Regions from separate parts of the Mus musculus genome. Here region 2 is linked to region 1. Evidence: chromatin loops called from intact Hi-C (ENCODE). Cell type or tissue: heart. All regions are shown on one strand.

Region 1 (2,500 bases):
CACACTCTTCTCTCTCAAGAAGAAGCTGTTGCTCCTAGCAACCTAGAAGGCAGAAGTTTGGTAGCAGAGCTATCGGGCCCTTGGGACAGGTGGGAGCAATCAGACTGTGGGGTATTGGGCAGGAGGCTTTCCATTGGTTGGGCACGAGTCTAGGGGAATCCCTTCCCAGCATCCAGTCTCCCAGCACACAACCCCTCGGGGCCGGCCACCTGCTCCTCCTTCCTCCGCCCTTGCATCACAGCCTGCACAGAGAACCCAGTAGTCCGACTCCTACATCTCTGCGAGAACCCAGGCGTGGGTTTCCCGATCCCCATCAGGTCTTGCTTTTTGCAGGAGCCCTAGCACGCACGCTCCACTCCAATATCTCAAGGACCAAGGCTTGCGGCCCCGGACCGCTACCCTCTAGGGACCCAGGCGTCCGGCCCCGGGGTTTCTTCCCCGGTGTCCTTGTCTGTGGATCAACCTGGCACACCCCACGAGCAGCCGCCCATGCCCCGCGGCACGGCCCCACCTCCCTTACCTGGTCCCGGGTTTTTCTCCCATGGTGCGCGCGCGCTCGCCGCCCTCCGCCCGCCGGGTTCGCGGCTCGCTCGCAGCCTCCTCGCCTGCTGCCAGGTCCCCGCTCCTCCCCGCGCCACTGCGCACGCGCGTCCTCACTCTTTCTCCTCCTTCCCCTCCCCTCGCGGTCTGGGTCTCGGGGAGCCGGGGCCAGCTGCGTCAGCCGGATCCCGCGCGCCGCGGCGCAGCCCGCCCTCCTCGAGCTGGCTCCGCCCCACGCCTCCGCCCTCCGTTTCCCTCGGGGAAGCCTCCCCGCGCCGTCCCTACTCCCGATCTCCCCGCCCCTCCTCAAGCTTTTAGAACTAGATTGGGCCCCTTTAAAAGCAGGCGGCCGCCTTCGAGGAGATTAGAAGCAGCTGATTGGCCGTTGGTATCCGTAGCCCTGCAGGGATACCTCCCCTTTGTTTGCTTTCACTGTAGTGGAGGAGGGACGGGATCGAGGGGGCGGTGGGAATGAGCTCAAGTGCTGTCTAGTTCTGAGGGCCAAGGGCTGCCCACGTGGATGCACCGTATCAGTTGCGTGATGATGCTTGCTTTGGGACGCGCTGCTCATCCCTGAGCTTGCAGCCTCGTTTGGCCTGCCTTTCCCGCGTTCTTGTGGTCTTCAGCTCCCCCTGGTGTATCGTCTTTGATTTTTTTTTTTTTTTTTTTTTTTTTTTTTTTTTTTGTGCAGGGTCAAACATTAAAACATTTTTCAGACCTTGTCATCTCGACTGTCTATCCTAGCTATCATTCACCCACTCCATCCATCTCTTATTTTCTTCATCCTTCCCTCCCTCTCCATTTCGTGTTAGTCATTGTGCCAAGCCATCGGGACCAAACATGAATTATCATGGCCTAACTTTCCTGGGATCTTTGAGACATAGGAACAGGTATTATATTATGCTCCCAGGAATGCTATAATAGAGGTATGACTCAGAACATCAAGCAACTAAAAGCCCAAAAGCCTTTGCTTGGCCAGCGTGGGGGAGGAGGGAGTGCAGTCACTCACTCCATTGGATGGGAAATTTGAGGACAGACATTCTGAAGGATGGGCAGAAGTGGGGAAAGGACATTCTTTATAGACGAGTGCTTGTGGGTTAGATGGCAGGAGGCAGAGAGCTGCAGACTGTGGAAGGAAGAGACTGCGGAAGGCTTTGTATAGCAGGTGAAAGAAAGAGCCTGAGGATCTGTAGTGTTTATCTAATTTAATGTAATGTAATTTTCTGCTAAGGCCTCACGCATGCTTGGTAAGGACTCACCACTAAGCTCTGTCTTTAATCGCAGCCCAGCAATGATTTGATTGGATTTTGTTTTTCACCAGAGGAATGTCGAGATGGGATTTCTCTTTTCCGGTAACACAGAGCATAGCAAGACCGCTAGAAGATAAGCTAGTCAAGGGAAAACGATGAACAGGGAGTGGAGGGGGAACAGAGGGGCCATATTAGAGGTTCGTTGCTGGGGCAACATTGACTGGGTTTGGCAGAGGGTGAAAAGGGTGACTGACAGAGACAGGTTTTTCTCCTCTTCGGTCTCTTCCTTCTACTCTTACCCATTTCCCCTCAGTGGAATACCTTCATGCCTCTCTCTCCACTTTTCTCCATTTGAAAAACAATGTACACGAGAAAAAAAAATCTCAGATCATCTTTAATTTTTAAACATAGACCTTGTTTAACACCTGCTTACCCCTCCCCCGTTCTATTGTCACATTTTAAGTCTGCTCTTTCATTGTTACAATGTGTTACACTTTATGTGTCTGAGTGCTAGCCTGCATGTAAGCATGGTCATCACCATTTGTGTGCACAGTGCCTATGGAGGTATCAGATCCCCTGGAACTAGAGTTACAGGCAGTTATAAACCTCCACGTGGGTGCTAGAAAGTGAACCCAGATCCTCTGTGAGAACAAAAAGTGCTCTTAACCACTGAGCCATCTCTTCAGCCCCAATATGATTCTTTGAGACAA
Region 2 (2,500 bases), 190 kb before region 1:
ACCATTCCAAGCCTTCATAGTGGAATAGGGACCAGCAGCTCTCAAAGAGCTTTCAACTTTCCAGCACCGGATTGGGAGCACTGAAGCATCCCATCTTGAGGACTGAGTAACACACACACACACACACACACACACACACACACACACACACACACACACACGACAGGATTTCTTTTTGTAACCCTGGCTGCCTCTGCCTCTGCCCCTCCTCTGCCCCTCTGCCCCTCCACTGCCCCTCTGCCCCTCTGCCCCTCTGCCCCTCTCCTCTGCCTCCTGAGCTTTGGGTTTAAAGGAGTGTACCACCACCACCCTATCCCATGTTTTTTTTTCTATGGCAGTGGTTTTGGTACACTGTTTTAAAAAAAAAATCCCACCCCCAAATCACAAAAGACTCCTATAGTCTCTTCAGTTAGTTCTAGTTTTCTTTGGTACTCTCTAATTCACCTGGGTTTGCTTTTTATCTGGTGTGAAGTGTGGGAGTAGCTTGCTTGCTTTCTCACCATAGATGCCATTGCTCATTGTGTTGATAATGGCCTCTCCCACTGATGTCCAGAGTCCCCTCCTTCTTCCCAGGACCCGGGAACTGGCACTCCTGCTGGTACAGTGTTGCTGCTGTTTTTGTGAGGTGTTCTAATATTGGGTAGGCTGAGTCCCTCCTATGGTCCTTTTCAAAACTGACAAAGCTCTTCATGAACCTTTATGCTGGTATGTATGTATATTTTTAAATGAGTATCAAGTTTCTTTTTAAAAGTATTTATAGATTACCTTAGGGAGAATGGACATATTTATAATATTAAGGTAACTCATTGACATAGGTGCCAATCACTTAATTTATATAGAATCCACTGTAATAATTCTTCCTCCTCCTTCTTGTTCTCCTCTTCCTCCTCTTCTTTGATTGTATTTATTTTATGCTTTAGTGTTTTCTTGAATACACCACGTGCATGCAGTGCCCGCAGAGGCCAGAAGGGGGCATAGGATCCCCTGGAGTCACAGATGATTGTGAAGGACCCAGTGGGGATCCCTGACATTATTAGTGATACTCTGTTAGGCTTGCAGACAGGAACCTAGCATAACTCCTCGGAGAGGCTCTACCCAGCAGTTGACTGAAGCAGATGCAGATATACAGAGCCAAGCATTGGATGGAGGTCGGGGACTTTTATGGAAGAGCTGGGGGAAGGATTGAAGGAACTGAAGGGGATGGCAGCCCAATAGAAACATCAACAGGGTCTACTAACAAGGAGCCCTGGGAGCTCGCAGAGACTGAGCCACCAACCAAAGCACACACACAAGCTGGAACGAGGCCCTCAGCACGTATGTAGTAGATGTGCAGCTCAGTCTCTATGTGGGCCCCCAACAACTGGAGTGGAGGCTGTCCCTAAAGCTGTAGCCTGACTGTAGTATCCATTCACCAACAGGGGTACCTTGTCTGGCCTCGAAGAATGTCAGAGTGGGGGGCTACCTGGGAGGGGGGCACTCCTATGAAGGAGAAGGGGAGGGGGATGGAGGGAGAGACTCTGTGAGGGGGGTCTAGGGAAGGGGTAGCATTTGGGATATAATAAATATTAATTTTTAAAAGGTTAAAATAAATAAATTATAAATTAAAAAAAAAACACTGTAGGAAGCTGCCAGCTTTCCAAAGTGGCTGTCTACTTTACTGTTTTTTGTTGTTTGTTTGTTTGTTTTCGTTGTAGCTGGGTGTTTGTTTGTTTGTTTGTTTTTCGAGACAGGGTTTCTCTGTGTAGCCCTGGAACTCACTTTGTAGACCAGGCTGGCCTTGAACTCAGAAATCTGCCTGCCTCTGCCTCCCAAGTGCTGGGATTAAAACTGTGCACCACCACACCCAGCAGTGGTTGTTTTAAGACAGGGTCTCACTACATAGCTCAGGCTGACCTGGAGCTTGCTAGGTAGAGCAGGCTGTAGAACTCAGAGACACCTTCCCGCCCCCTGCACCTGTCTCTGCTAGGACTAAAGACCCATACCACTTCACCTGGCATCATCTGCTTTCAAATGAGTGGCATAAATATTCAGTATTGATAGTGAGCATATTAAAGCACATTGAGGCCATAGCATCAATTGTTAGCACCATCTGCCTACTGCATCCCTGTGTTATTTGAGTCCTACCTCAAACTGCTTTGGGGACTACGGTTGGTTACTTGGTTTGTTCAACTGAGACAGGGTCTGATGTAGCCACGGTTGGCCTTCAACTCCTGATCCTCCTGCCTACATCTCTCAAGTGCTGGGATTCCAGCGTGCTGGCTAGAATTTCTTAGAAGTTTTTCTAACTCTGAGCCCTTCCCTCCTGCCTTTCAGGTTCCACATGCAGGTTCATCACCTCATTCTCTAAACCCAAGTCATGGTGCCTGGCTTTCCCCATGGATGGATGTGCTGTCCAGGTGCTGTTGATTGACGTGAGGCATCCCTTCACATTACATCATCTTGTGTTTGGCCTTTAACCTGAGGTGAGAAATTGTTTCTGAAATATCCTTCACCCAAGGTG

The links. Peaks named below come from ENCODE experiments on the same cell type or tissue, not always from the same donor. Only the 100,000 strongest peaks of a DNase experiment are listed, where the experiment ranks them.
Region 2: it touches region 1 in a loop (2.3-fold over the local background); 6 of 42 quality-filtered maps call a loop at or near these places.

What each region holds. Positions count from the first base shown.
Region 1 is chr11:70,430,774-70,433,273 of GRCm38, reverse strand. Arrb2 (arrestin, beta 2) reads right to left here and starts at 694. Exons shown (of 15, transcript NM_145429.5): 1 at 521-694. The coding sequence starts at 543. In heart, a CTCF peak has its summit at 1,145 (motif pointing left); DNase peaks (open chromatin) are centred at 843 and 1,443; H3K4me3 peaks cover 1,624 bases; H3K27ac peaks cover 1,783 bases.
Region 2 is chr11:70,624,138-70,626,637 of GRCm38, reverse strand. It overlaps Gm12315 (a long non-coding RNA gene), which reads left to right. Exons shown (of 3, transcript XR_001780246.2): 2 at 2,314-2,462. Among named protein-coding and RNA genes, the nearest start is that of Chrne, 6.2 kb to the right of the region's middle. In heart, a CTCF peak has its summit at 962 (motif pointing right); no DNase peak of the experiment used is centred here.